3 separate regions of the Homo sapiens genome follow, and all the other regions are linked to region 2. Evidence: chromatin contacts called from ENCODE Hi-C or POLR2A ChIA-PET data. All regions are on one chromosome and are shown on one strand. The core of a region is the stretch at or near the end of the contact, and the rest is flanking DNA. Distances in the headings are between cores, read along the strand shown. Region 1 holds the start of CETN2 (centrin 2). Region 2 holds the start of FMR1-AS1 (FMR1 antisense RNA 1). Region 3 holds the start of VMA21 (vacuolar ATPase assembly factor VMA21).

Region 1 (4,392 bases), core at 631-3,130, 4.9 Mb before region 2:
TATGGAGGGACATTAAGCTAGAAGGGTTACCAGGGGCAAAACTGGGCAGAGGGATCACAGGCCAGGCTAAGGAGCCCTTTACGGTTCAGGCTCTGAAGGTTTAAGAGCAGGGAGATGCCCTGACCAGGGCCGTTCACTACGAAGATTAACCTGGTAGAGCAGGGAGGACTAGCTAGGTGAGAGCTGGGAAACAGGGGAGCTACTCATCAGTTGTCTAATATGTGCCCCTCTCTGTTCTAGGTCCTGGAGTACCAGTAGTGAATACAACAAAGATGCCTGCCCTCAGACAGCCTGCCTTCTAGTGGAGGGACAACAAAGAGCAAAACAAACAAGCAAAATATACAGTAGGTCAGAAGGGGATAAGAACTGTTGGAAAAAAAAGTAGAGCAAGGTGAGTGGCTTGTTTGTACTGGGGGCTGCAATACTTAAATAGGGTGCCTAAGAGGAGGCAGGCGGAGAGGACAACTGAGACAAAGATGAGAGGCAGGAGTGTGGCTGGCACATGAGGTTCAACCACAAAGCCAGTGTTCTGGGGCTGGAGTGAGCCAGACGAGAGAAGAGTTGTGGAGCGATGGAAGGGGACACGTCGTGCCAAGCTTTGGAGATCACAGTGAGAACTCTGGCTCGTACTACTTGGGGGGATGATGATGACCCAAAAGTCAGGAATCTGTTCACTGCTGAAGAGAGAAGAGGGCAAAGGGCAGCAGCTCCATTTAAAAGGTTCTAATAAGCCTCGGGCCTTTCTCTGTCTGAGAAACTTACTCTCTGCCCTCTGTCTCCCTAGATTACTGCCCCTATGCCTGGAGGAAAAACAGGTGAAGGCTAAAAGCCACGGGGATAGCTAAAGAGGGCAAACTGGACCTCCAGCTCCACTTCTGCAGGTCTATGTCAGTCCACAGCCCTTGCACACGCTCCCTTTTAATTCTCCAAGCATACCTCTCACTTCCAAAACTCCTGTGACTCTGCTGATGAGGGCGTCTCGGCCTGGAATGCTCCTCCTTATCTGCATTGTGTGGGTGTCAAAAAGAGTATATTTTGATGACCTCTCCCCGCCCCTCATGCTCGCTCACATCCCCCTCACTCCTTTCAAAGTCCGTTCCCAAAGGCCCCAGTTCACCGTCCTGGGCTGCTTTTAGCCAGGTAAGATCTAAAGTGATCCTCTCTTGGAACCTGGTCTGGGGCCTATACATCTGGGTCAGTCTAGGGGTGCTCTCGAAGGGCCACCCTCAAAGAGCGAGCCTCGGCTGGATTCAGTTCCTAGGTCCCAGCCGTCCGACCTCTGCGACAACACTCAGCACACCCCTTCCCCTCTCCGGGTCTCAGTTGCCCCGTGAGTACAGTCCCTGCTCCAACACGCAAGGTAATCGTTTCTGGCTGCTCTGATGCACTCGGTCCCTAAACTCAGCCTTAGGTCAACCCAGAAAGCACCCGACCCGGGCGACCCCGTAGCTCCCCACCCTCCCGCACTGCCCAGTCGCTGACACAGGGTGACCTCCAATGGCAAGGCCACGACTCTTACCCGTCCGTAGGCGCCCCCCTGTCTGGCCTCAGCTCGCAAGCAGGCTGCACCCACTGAACTCCAGGCCCGGACCGCCACCCTTTACTCCCCTCCCGCGTGAGCCGAGAATCAGCCGAGCTTCCTCCACCAAGAGGATTGGCCCAGCTCGGCGACGACTCAGCCAATTGGCGCTCACGGCGTGATCTTGCCCAATAAAGACGGGGCTCTGTCGCCAGCGTGCCCCTCCCCGCGCTGGGCCGGGGCTTTGCCAGGTTAGTCCCACCCTCTTCGGCCCTGCACCAATAGGGAGAGGCGGCGACGAGCGGACGGCCAATGGGGAGCGGGGCTGCGCGCGCGGGGCGGTGGGAACGGCGCCGAGTCAGTGTACACGTCGGTTGCCTAACAACCGGCAGCGGACTCCTTTGGCTATGGTGAGTGCTGCCGCTCTGTCGCGCCCCACGCCCAGCGGCTGAGCCCTTCCCAGGCCCCAGCTCGGCCACGCCGCCTCTCCTGCGCCTTTCTCGGCTTTAGCGCACCAGTCTTTCCTTTGAGCTCTTTCCCGGGAGAGTAGGGTACAGACGCTAACCAACCTACTGGGCCTGCGCTTCGCTGCTGCCTCCTCTTCACCCACAACAGGCCCACACCCGCCCCTCGGGCTCCCCTTGCATTCCCTGATCCCCTCGGTGAACCTCCCTGGGCAAAAAAGACTCGAATCCCTCACAGGCCCCTGACTCTCTCAGACCTTGGCCCCCTGGCCTCCTCATTCTGCCAAAATTTCCACACACAGCTGGGAAAAGGTGTATCGTGTTCTGTTACAATGTTTTTTACAATTTAAATACAGGGGCATTCAGGGGATGCTTTAGCTTCTTGGAGAAGGCACGAAGGTGCCAGATGGATTGAGTTTTATTACTCGGTACTGACACAATATACATCTTAACAACTTACTAATATTTGGCCAAATCTAGAAGTAATTGGGAAGTCGGAGTACTTACTGGGAAGGGGAGTACTGGGAGTGGGCATCGTAAGACTGTTTTCAGAACCAGGATCCCCACGTTCGGGAAGAGCTGATTATCTCTAGTTATTCACAGTCATCTTCTTGACTGGCTCTCTTTTGGGATGATTTTCAGTAAGAGGTGTCCTTACTGAACAAGTGATCTCCCTGCTTCTAGAAACAACAGTAAAGAAAAGGGAGGGGTAGAAGTTCATGGAAAGATTCATTGTTCTTGCCAGTAAACCCTGTTATCTTTCTTTTTAAGCAAAGCTTTGGAATTGGTTATATAAATGACTTTAAAAATACATATGGGTGTCTGTAACTATGTTATGTAAATATGGACTGTATGATATATTATTGTGCTTGTGTATTGCATAACATATAAAGGCCTCCAACTTTAAGAAGGCAAACATGGCATCAAGTTCTCAGCGAAAAAGAATGAGCCCTAAGCCTGAGCTTACTGAAGAGCAAAAGCAGGAGATCCGGGAAGCTTTTGATCTTTTCGATGCGGATGGAACTGGCACCATAGATGTTAAAGAACTGAAGGCAAGCTCTGTGCATTCCTGCCGTACTGCCCTTCCTTTCCTCTGCCTCTTCCTTGTCATCTCCCTATCACCTCTCTACCCCTTTTGCCCTCTTCTCCCTGCAGTAAGTAACAGGGGAGGTTGTACTGTGCTGTTTTCCTGTCTTTACTTACTTTGAGTATTATTCAATAAAATTGATTGCAAATATCAATTAGATCAATGTCATAGTGTTCCCCAATCATATTAACATGACCACATCAGATGCTGGCTTAATGCTCTCAACACTGTTATTTTTGCTCCTGCTACTTTAGATGTGCTTATTGAGACGATCCTGTTTTCTTTATAGGTGGCAATGAGGGCCCTGGGCTTTGAACCCAAGAAAGAAGAAATTAAGAAAATGATAAGTGAAATTGATAAGGAAGGGACAGGAAAAATGAACTTTGGTGACTTTTTAACTGTGATGACCCAGAAAATGGTAAGTAGCTAAGACAATTATCATGGTATGGAGCCCCAGTCATCTGCAGAGGTCCATGGCGTCTTCCTGTTAAAACAGTCATGTGACCACAGAGCAGTCCAGGTAGCAACTGCATCAGGAGGCCTGCCCTCCCATCATGTTACTTTGGGCTCCCAAAACAAGCCCTTGTGCTTCTTTCTCAAGACTTCCAAGCAGATACCTCTTCCCACAGAATTCCAAATCAGTTAGGAAATAGATATGGGATAGGGAGAGATATAGCGATAGGTAGCAAACGTCACCTTGGATGGAGTGCCTGGCTTGCCTGGTGTTTCTTTGAGGCCAAAATGGGCTTCCTGACACTTGCCGCAAGTCTAGACTCGAGTTACATTGTTAAAAAGGAAAGGGTGACCTGACCAGGCAGTGGCAGGGCTACAGGACAGTAGTAACCAACCGTGGTGTCCCCCTACTCATGTGTTTTATGTTCTACTTGTTAAGTCTGAGAAAGATACTAAAGAAGAAATCCTGAAAGCTTTCAAGCTCTTTGATGATGATGAAACTGGGAAGATTTCGTTCAAAAATCTGAAACGCGTGGCCAAGGAGTTGGGTGAGAACCTGACTGATGAGGAGCTGCAGGTTTGTAATGCATCACACTGGAACTTAAAATTCCCACCTTTGAGCCCTCTGTGACTTTTCCATTACATTTTCCCTAGTGTGAGCACCTCTTTGAAGAAAAGCCAGTGTACTTTGTCCCTCTGCAGACAACTTAATTCTCCTTTAATAGTCAGACAAACCTATGAACCCTGCTTCCAGAAAAATGCACATATGCACAATTTTGCTTACTATTTTAGGTTCCAGGAATCCCTCTAGTCAAGGCAATCTTCAAGGTCCCTCCCAGGTGATATGTTTGACAAAGTATGAGTTGGTT
Region 2 (4,373 bases), core at 1,420-3,919:
CTTTTTCCATAAATGTAACACTTCTCCACAGCAGTTCATTTTTCATTGGTTTTTATTTCACATCTTTCCTGTCCATCCCACTGGACAAGCAACTCAGTTTACTTTTGCTTTACTTTTAAAACTCACAGCAGTATTATAAGTCATATAAAAATTTCAAGCTTTTTTGTTACAGAAACTGTTCTTCCATCAGTGCAGACCATTTGAGATTTTCTTAGAAATCAAACTTAATTAAATAAACATAACAGCAATTTGTCTGACACACACTTGTTCAAGTATTAACATTTCTCCTCAGGGAACTAAGGGGCAACCAACCTATTCTTCATTCACCTTCAAGTTAAACAACTTCGTTACAAAACAAAACAAAAAAGGAGGGAATTAATAGCAAAAATAGAAGGCATTTCTTATATTCCAGTCAGTGTGCAAGCAAAATCACTGGAGCAAATCATAAGTTGCTGGAAGAGAACAATAAGTACTTCAAGGCCATAATGTGCTACTTGCCCTCTGTGATAAGCAAACTTTAGTGGCATCCAATCTAAGTTTATATCACAGGTCAATCAAAATCTTGCCTAACCATTAGCCGTTACTCACACATATATATGTATATGTATTATAGTTATTAGTGCCAGAAATCTAGTGACCAAAACCACTAATCTAGGACCGTGAACGATTCTACGCAAACTCACCAGAAGAAATTATGGATCAATAAAATCAATGAAATTAAAATTTTGACTGCAGAGTCAACTGAAACAATTTCATATTCATGAGACTGTTAAGAACATAAACGCGGGGTTACCTTTTGCCTCCTTTTACAGCAAAAGGCTTTATCTTTGTGCTCAAAGTATGGAACAGTTTACATACTTTACTCATTTATGAAATATACTGATCTCCAAATGTCTTCATAAAATTGGTAAACACAGAATAAAGTCAATTGTTTATTTTCCTATAGCCAAACGTGTCCTGTCTGAAACATTCAAGCCATTCTACAATACATTTAAGAATTGTGTTGGACACTGCTAATAGCTATTTTCCAGCCTTCCTTCCACACGCACCTTCTATTGCCAAAATACTGTAGTAAGGTGGGATATTATTGAAAGAGGTTATAGACATTCAAAAGGAAATGAGAATTTATAGATGAATTTATACAGCACCTACATACCAACAAACGCACTACTGCTACATCAAATTTGTAAATCTTCCTTTTAAAACTGAAAGGTGTTAGTTGATCTGCAATGGTGTAACTTTAAAAAGCACAGTAAACCCATGAATGCCTATATAAAGCCTCAACAATTCAGTCCACTGCAACACCACAAATTCAAAGGAAATGTGGTCAAGTTCTTAGGGGCACAAAAATATTTTCGCTCAGTTAAAAAAAAAATGCCCTAGTAATAATATACTCTCAGTTAATTACCTGAAGTTTCATGGCATATATTTAGGTCTTTGGAAACTTAAACACACACACACAATTTTTAAGTAGCAGCGCTGCTAATGGTTTTAGACGCTGAAGCATGTGCATTCCTGAATTTACCCCGTTTAACAAAAAGGGGGACGCGAATATTCACGATGATCAACTTCTTCAATGCACTGCTGGGCCATGTTAGGGTCTTCCTGAAACTTTTGGATCTAAAATCTCCTCCGAAATCCACAAAGAGAAGCCACTAAAAATCAGTTGCCATTGTGATTTGGTGCCGACTACCGCTTCTTACTACTCTTTCTTCACAGCCCTCGCCCAGAACAGTGGAGCTCTCCGAAGTCCCAATGCTAGACCGGAAAAGAGAAGCCAAAGGAGACCTGAAGCCCTCTTGGCGCTGCAGGAGGCGGCCCGGCTGAAGCGCCCCCCGCTCCTCCACAACTACCCACACGACAGGCCCGGATCCCGCTGGGAGATGATGTTTAGGAAAGGGGGAATAAGCCATCGCCGTCACTTAGCGCCGATTTCGGCCCTTCCCGCCCGGCTCTAGTACCTGCCGCCGGCCCTCGCCCATCCCCAGCTCACCCCGGCGGGGCTCGGCGCCGAAAGAGAACCCTCTCCTCGCTGGTCTCTCATTTCGATAGGCGCTAGGGCCTCTCGGAGTCGGAGAGGGGCTTCCAACAGGCCCCAAGTCCAGTCCTTCCCTCCCAACAACATCCCGCCGAGCGTGCCCTGGCACCCAGGCGCGGTGCTCGGGAAGAGGGCCCCGGGCCTGCCTCCCGCCGACACCAAGAAGAAAAGGGAGGGAAGGAAGGGCGAAGATGGGGCCTGCCCTAGAGCCAAGTACCTTGTAGAAAGCGCCATTGGAGCCCCGCACTTCCACCACCAGCTCCTCCATCTTCTCTTCAGCCCTGCTAGCGCCGGGAGCCCGCCCCCGAGAGGTGGGCTGCGGGCGCTCGAGGCCCAGCCGCCGCCGCCGCCGCCGCCGCCGCCGCCTCCGCCGCCGCCGCCGCCGCCGCCGCCGCCGCGCTGCCGCACGCCCCCTGGCAGCGGCGCCTCCGTCACCGCCGCCGCCCGCGCTCGCCGTCGGCCCGCCGCCCGCTCAGAGGCGGCCCTCCACCGGAAGTGAAACCGAAACGGAGCTGAGCGCCTGACTGAGGCCGAACCCCCGGCCCGCTGCGGGTGTAAACACTGAAACCACGTCACGTGATCAACGCTGTTCCCTCCCCCCGCGGGCTCAGCCCCTCGGCCCCGCCCTCTCTCTTCAAGTGGCCTGGGAGCGCGCGCATGCGCGCTGCTGGGAACCGGCCGGGGTGCCGGGTCGAAAGACAGACGCGCGGGCCGGGCGTGCGCGGGCTTGGTGGAGGGCGGGAAGGCTGAAGGGCGGTGACAGGTCGCACTGCCTCGCGAGGGCCAGAACGCCCATTTCTGCAGAGGTGCACTCAGTGGCGTGGGAAATCAAATGCATCCGGTTATCCCAGTTCGGCCTCTCTGGGATTCCGCGGGAGGGGGTGTCTGGTCTGGTTTGGTTTGGTTTGGTTTGGTTTGGTTTGGTCCGGTTCAAAGTAGCGCAGTCTGACTGAGCGGGAGGTGGAGTGGAAGGCGAGAATAGGGGTGAAGGATTAGACAGAAGAAGACTTTGAACTAGGAACAGTGGCAACCAGGGTGACCCAGGCTTTTGTGACCCGTAGAGGCAGAAGGTGAGGCGTCTACGCCCTCTCTCACCAGATTTTGGGCGGCCCTGTGGAGACACCCTGTGCCCTTTAAGGGACATGGATTGAGTCGGGATCTCAAAATGTGAGCCTTTCCTCAGACCCAGCTTTGACCCACGTACTCGCCTTTCCTCAACTCATTTTCATACTTTCACTTGACTATATATTTTTTAAAAATTGTGTTAAGCACTTGAGGTTCATTTCTGCCCCTACTGTATGTGCACCCTGTGCCAGAGGGTGGGGTGAACACGTGTGTAGCAGTCATGCGTCCTGTCCACAGGGGCCGATGCACCTCCTTGCAACCCTTTACATTCCACTGTGAAACAAACCTCAACTTTTTCTTATTCCTGTTTTTACACCGTGCTTATAGCTGCCTTAATCCATGTTCCCTTCGGGATGCTGGTATCCAACTGAGAAGTTGACGGAGCATCTATCGTGTGCCAGACACTGTGCTAAGTGCTAACGAGAAATCGGTGAGCAAAACAGAAAAGAAAAAAAAAGAAGAAACGACTGCCAGCATTGAACTTAGTACCTAGCAAAGTAGGTGGACATAAATCAAATTGTCAGACAAGTAAATGAGTAGTTGCAGCTGTGATAAGGGGTATGAAGAATAGGCGCTTCCATGATGGCGGAACATGACCTAGTCTGGGGTGGAGAAGGGGAGATGATTCCAGCTGGAATATGGCAGGTGAGAGTTAACTAATAGCACTGAGTTGGCAGAGGCAGGATGACCTGCCCCAGGCAGGTGCCCCAGAATGAGAGGATGTTGCTGCTGGTGGAACTCCAGCTTTAAAGCGGTGGATCTAGGGCCACATTCCTCAAGGCCATAGCAAACAGGAAAGACCTTTTGGACTAGGGTCTTTGGAGTAGTCACATGAGGCCAAGAACCCAATAGGGCTGAAAGAGAATCTCATCATAGGCTGAATGGGAGCAGAGCATTAGCTGCAACTCCAATGTATTATAGTAAAAGGGGACACATTGATTAGAATGATTATACCCCTCCAAGTGTAAGCTGTTGTTCAATTTACCCAGGGCTTAAAAATATGTCAACTCTTCACAACCATTTTTACTACAAGCCACACTCAACCTGTGTTGTTCCCTGAACCTGTGATGCACTTTCATCCGTTCATGTCTCTACACATCCTTCCTGGGCCCCATAGAGGCCCTGCACCTTAAGGTTTTCAGCTGGATTCCTATTAGCTAGTTATTTTATCTCAGGTACAGAGAGTTAACTTTGCTCCTCAATTTTCAGC
Region 3 (4,419 bases), core at 461-2,960, 3.5 Mb before region 2:
AAGTGAGGAATGAGAAAGGCTGGAATTAAAGTTGTCCTCACACAAAGGAAAAAGTTCAGGATGAACCTTAATCTGCCTCCATTTATAACACCACCTAGTTTTCCCACTTCATACAAACTTCTGCAGCCAACATTGAGCAGACAGAGCCTACCACATTCCCTTTTGTAGCAAGTAAGACAACAGGAATTCTTTCTCCCACAGTCAAGATTTCACTGCAAATTCCATTAGGAAACCAGAATCAGTCTAGAAGGACTATGCTGTAAGTGTATCTAATAAAAATATGTTGGTATTCTCATAAATGAATAATTAAAAAAAAACCCACATTGAGGCTGGATAAAGAAAATGCGGTACATATACACCATGGAACACTATGCAGCCATAAAAAAGAATGAGATCATGTCCTTTGCAGCAACATGACTGGAGCTGGAAGCCATTATTCTAAGCAAATTAAGACAGGAAAAGAAAACCAAATACTGCACGTTCTCATAAGTGGGAACTAAACAACAAGAACAGATGGACACTAGGAGAGGAACAACAGACAGTGCGGTCTACTTGAGGGTGGAGGCTGGGAGGAGGGAGAGAATCAGAAAAAACGCCTATCGGGTACTATGCTTATTACCTGGGTGACAAAATTACCTGTACGCCAAGCCCCCGTGACATGCAGTTTACCTATATAACAAACCTGCGCATGTACTCATGAACCTAAAATAAAAGTTAAAAAAAAAAAAAAAAAACTCACAATGACCCTGTCGGAAAGAGAAGGCATCACAGAGCTCCAAAGATCGTGGGCTTTGGAGTCAGTGAGCTTGGTCAAACGTTAGCTTCAATTACATACTAACTTTGTCGCCTAATTCTGTAATCACTCACCCTCAGTTTCAAGTCACTTACCCTCAACTGCATCCTCTTCAAAATTGGGAAATCAAGCAGTTAGAGAAATTAAGAATTCTGACAATGTATGTAAAGCACGTGCACTGAGCCTGGCATACAGTAGGTCTTAACGAATGATAGCTAACTCCCTCACCACTCCCTTGCCTACTGGGGTGGGCCAGAACCACCTGCTCTCTCATACATTCCTTCAACTCAGTCACCAGCCTCTATCTTACTGATTCCCCAAGTGAAGCAATCTCACACCAGGGGACTATTCCCTTCTACTCCTTCATTCATACAGCAAACATTTATTAAGCCCCGACTATGCAGGCCCCCTAGGGAACACGGAGATGAAGGAGACTGCATTCCTGTCCTCAGAAGGCTGACCCTGCGGTAATGAAAGAGACTGCAATATAGACACAGCGAGAGAAAGTGCTAGGATAGGAGCATGAGCTGAAGGCCCACTGACCTATTCCCCATGACCCCGGATCCCTTGTTCCCGAGCGAAAGTTCGGGGCCGGGAGTTTAGACGTCTCAGGCTCCAACCTGCTTTCCCCGCCCCCTTCCCTGAGGCCAGGTCCCCGGGGTCCAGACCTCACGCCCACCCATTCAGCTAGGGCCTTCCCTCAAGCCCTGCTCCAGGCTGGGGCCAGTCCGCCTCGCGGTCCAGGCCCCGCTCAGGGCTACCTGAACTCAGGAGGCTGCAGTGCGTTCAGCGCCGCCTTATCCGGGCGCTCCATGGTGTAGCCGTGCCGGCACAGGCGCTCGGCGGCGGAGCTGGGCTCGGCGGCCGCGCTCAGTAAGCTCCGCGAGGGAACGGCCGAGGCGGTTCGCACCGGAAGTAGCGGTTCGCGCCGGAAGTGCCCGTTCGCGCCGGAAGTGCCCGTTCGCGCCGGGCGGCGGGCCACAGTACGCAGGCGCGGCGCGGCGCGGCGCGCCGCAGCGACGCAGGGCTGTTGCCGGCGCGGGGGCGGGCGCTCACATGACTTACCGGCGGTGGCTCCGCGGCGTGCGCCCTGCCAGGAGGGGCCTGTGCTCGAGGAGCAGGCCTGGCGAGTAGCCCAGCCACTCCACGTTGAGCCGGGACTTGCCGCGCAACATGGTCCTCCTGGGCGGGCGGCGGCTACGCCGCCCCCTGAACTCGCGTGAACACTGGTCCTCGTCTGCGTCTCGGTCGCTGAGCTGGGGGCCGCAAGGAGACCCGAGCATATGAGCCGCGAAGAGGGACTACCAGCCAGAGGGCTGTGGTGCTAGGCAACTGAGCGTATTCCGCCGACGACAACACAAAAAAGCAGTGCGCATTATTTCGCCACTACTTGAGCAAATAAATGCCTCATTAATTACTGCCCGCAGTGGTAGGAAGTCAAGCCCTTGGCAGCTGGGAGGAGTTAAAACACTCACCCGAGTCCGTAAAACTAGAGAATGTCAGAGTTCAAAGAGCTCTTGCTGAGAATGACTGTTCCAGACTCGATGCCAGTGACCCCCAACTTCCACTTAAAAGTTAAAAACATATTTTGCAGCTGCTCAGAAAGCCGCCAATGAGACAACAGGGACTCAAATAGTAAGAACAGATGGGCCTCCCGGGCCTGCGCAACCCGAGAGAGGTAAAAACGAAAGGGTGGGTAAGTCTGGAGTCAGGCTTGACAAAATTAAGTTGCCACTGGCTGCTAATAAGAGGACAGCCCTTAACATGGTCAGCGCCTGGAAAGGGCCGCTGACCACACAGCTATTTTCTGCACCACATGGATACAAAGACCACATCTGAAATCATGACTAAACCAGCAGCTTAGAGTGGTGGAAAGGGCAATGGACTGGGCAGCAGGAAGTCCAGGTTTTAGTTCAAACTGAATAATCCCCCTCTAGGGCTGACTGTGCTGGCTCACGCCTGTAATCTCAACACTTTGGGAAGCTGAGGCAGGAGGATTGCGTGAGGCCAGTAGTTCCAGAGCAGCTTGGGCAGCATAGCAAGACTCCGTCTCTAAAAAACAAACTGTAAAATATTTAATAAAAATAATAGTAATCTCTATCTGGGCCTCATCTAGACCTTTAGGTGAGTAAGAACCACCTAATGTAAGAACTTGGGGTACAAAGAGAATCTAGCTCTGGGGTAGGCAAACTGAGCCAGCCGACCTAATACATGGAGCCTACCACCTGTTTTTCTACAGCCCTGAGGTAAGAATGGTTTTTCCTTTTTAAATTGTTGAAAACGTCAAAAGAATAACATGACACGTGAAATTTATATGAAATTCAAATTTCAGCGTCTATTGATAAAATTTTATTGGAGCTCAGCCATTCTCATTTGTTTGTATTATCTACAACAGCAATGTTGAGTAGTTGTGACAGAGACGGTATGATCTGCAACGCCCAAAATGATCTGCAATGCCCAAAATTCTTACCATCTGACCCTTTTACAGAAGAGTTTGCTGACCCCTGCTCTAGCTAATCAGCCTGCAGTGAGGTCCTTCAATCCCTAGGGACCCATAAATGTAGTAATGGTGGTTCTGAAGGCAGTTTTTAATATTTTTAAAAACCTAATGAATCTATTTACTGTTAGGCATCCAAAGCTACTTAAAATATCACCGTTCTTTGATTTTTGACACTTACTATATCATGATGAGGTTATCCTAGTTATCCCATAAGAAAAGACTGTTCACAGATTATTATGAAAATAAGCCACAGTATACTTAATAGAATAAATCTTTTAAAACATAGAATGAACACAAGTGGGGGAACGGAATTGTGACTTATTGTTCCCCAATACCTAGAGTAGGGCCTGGTATATAGTAGGAACTAATAAATATTTGTTAAATAAATAAATTGGGTCCACAAAAGGAAAAAGAGCAAAATAGTTCTTGATGGTGAAAAAATTGGGAACCAGCTTGGCGTGGTGGCACATGCCTGTAATCCCAGCTACTCAGGAGGCTGAGGCAGAAAATCGCTTGAACTCAGGAGGCGGAGGTTGCAGTGAGCCAAGATCGTGCCACTGCACTGCACTCCAGCCTGGGTGACAGAGTAAGACTCTGTCCACCCCCCCCCAAAAAAACTGGGAACCACTGTTGTTGTAGTTTGCCGGAGCTGCCATAACAAATGCCACAAACTAAGTGGCTCCAACAACAGAAGTTAATCATCTCCCAGTTCAGGAGGTTAGAAGTCTGAGATGGAGATGTTGGCGAGGCTGGTTCCTTCTGAAGGTTGTGAAGGAAGGACTGTTCCAGGCCCCTCTTCTGTTTTCTGGTGGTTTGCTGACAATCTTTGGCATTTCTTGGCTTGTAGAAGCATCACCCTGATCTCTGCATTTTTCTTCAAACGGCCTTCTCCCTGCGTCTGTGTTTCTGTCCAAATTTTCCCTTTTTATAAGGACACCAGTCATAATGCATTAGGGGCCCACCCTACACCTGTATGAACTTAATTATTTACATCTGCAGCGACGCTGTTTCACTCTGGGGTACTGGGGGCTAGGATTTCAGCATATGAATTTGGGGATGGTGTGGGTGACCGGGCCAGCAATTCAACCCATAACAGTAGTCTAAACACTTCCTTGTACAGATGAGA

Evidence for each region. A loop is a pair of places that touch in the nucleus more often than their neighbours do. ChIA-PET counts read pairs that join two places held with the same protein, here RNA polymerase II (POLR2A). Pooled maps may share reads with other maps.
Region 1: a map of naive thymus-derived CD4-positive, alpha-beta T cell shows a loop between it and region 2 (16-fold over the local background). The contact joins the promoter of CETN2 here to the promoter of FMR1-AS1 in region 2. A Hi-C loop is called at or near these places in 1 of 168 maps with a recorded cell type or tissue (naive thymus-derived CD4-positive, alpha-beta T cell) and 10 of 50 pooled maps. POLR2A ChIA-PET finds 5 or more read pairs at or near these places in 1 of 52 experiments (GM10248).
Region 3: a loop to region 2 is called in a map of CD8-positive, alpha-beta T cell, with 18 times the contacts of the local background. The contact joins the promoter of VMA21 here to the promoter of FMR1-AS1 in region 2. A Hi-C loop is called at or near these places in 4 of 168 maps with a recorded cell type or tissue (CD8-positive, alpha-beta T cell and naive thymus-derived CD4-positive, alpha-beta T cell) and 16 of 50 pooled maps.

The regions. Positions count from the first base shown.
Region 1 is chrX:152,828,245-152,832,636 of GRCh38, reverse strand. CETN2 (centrin 2) reads left to right here and starts at 1,880. Exons shown (of 5, transcript NM_004344.3): 1 at 1,880-1,929; 2 at 2,877-3,035; 3 at 3,360-3,488; 4 at 3,963-4,100. The coding sequence starts at 1,927. It overlaps NSDHL (NAD(P) dependent 3-beta-hydroxysteroid dehydrogenase NSDHL), which reads right to left and starts at 1,574. Exons shown (of 8, transcript NM_015922.3): 1 at 1,520-1,574. RefSeq lists a silencer at 1,641-1,980.
Region 2 is chrX:147,910,113-147,914,485 of GRCh38, reverse strand. FMR1-AS1 (FMR1 antisense RNA 1) reads left to right here and starts at 2,669. Exons shown (of 2, transcript NR_024503.3): 1 at 2,669-2,844; 2 at 3,491-4,373. FMR1 (fragile X messenger ribonucleoprotein 1) reads right to left here and starts at 2,567. Exons shown (of 17, transcript NM_002024.6): 1 at 2,256-2,567. The coding sequence starts at 2,306. RefSeq lists enhancers at 2,147-2,246, 2,827-3,036 and a silencer at 2,407-2,746.
Region 3 is chrX:151,394,497-151,398,915 of GRCh38, reverse strand. It overlaps VMA21 (vacuolar ATPase assembly factor VMA21), which reads right to left and starts at 1,710. Exons shown (of 3, transcript NM_001017980.4): 1 at 1,555-1,710. The coding sequence starts at 1,607. RefSeq lists enhancers at 1,160-1,219, 1,280-1,429 and a silencer at 1,710-1,869.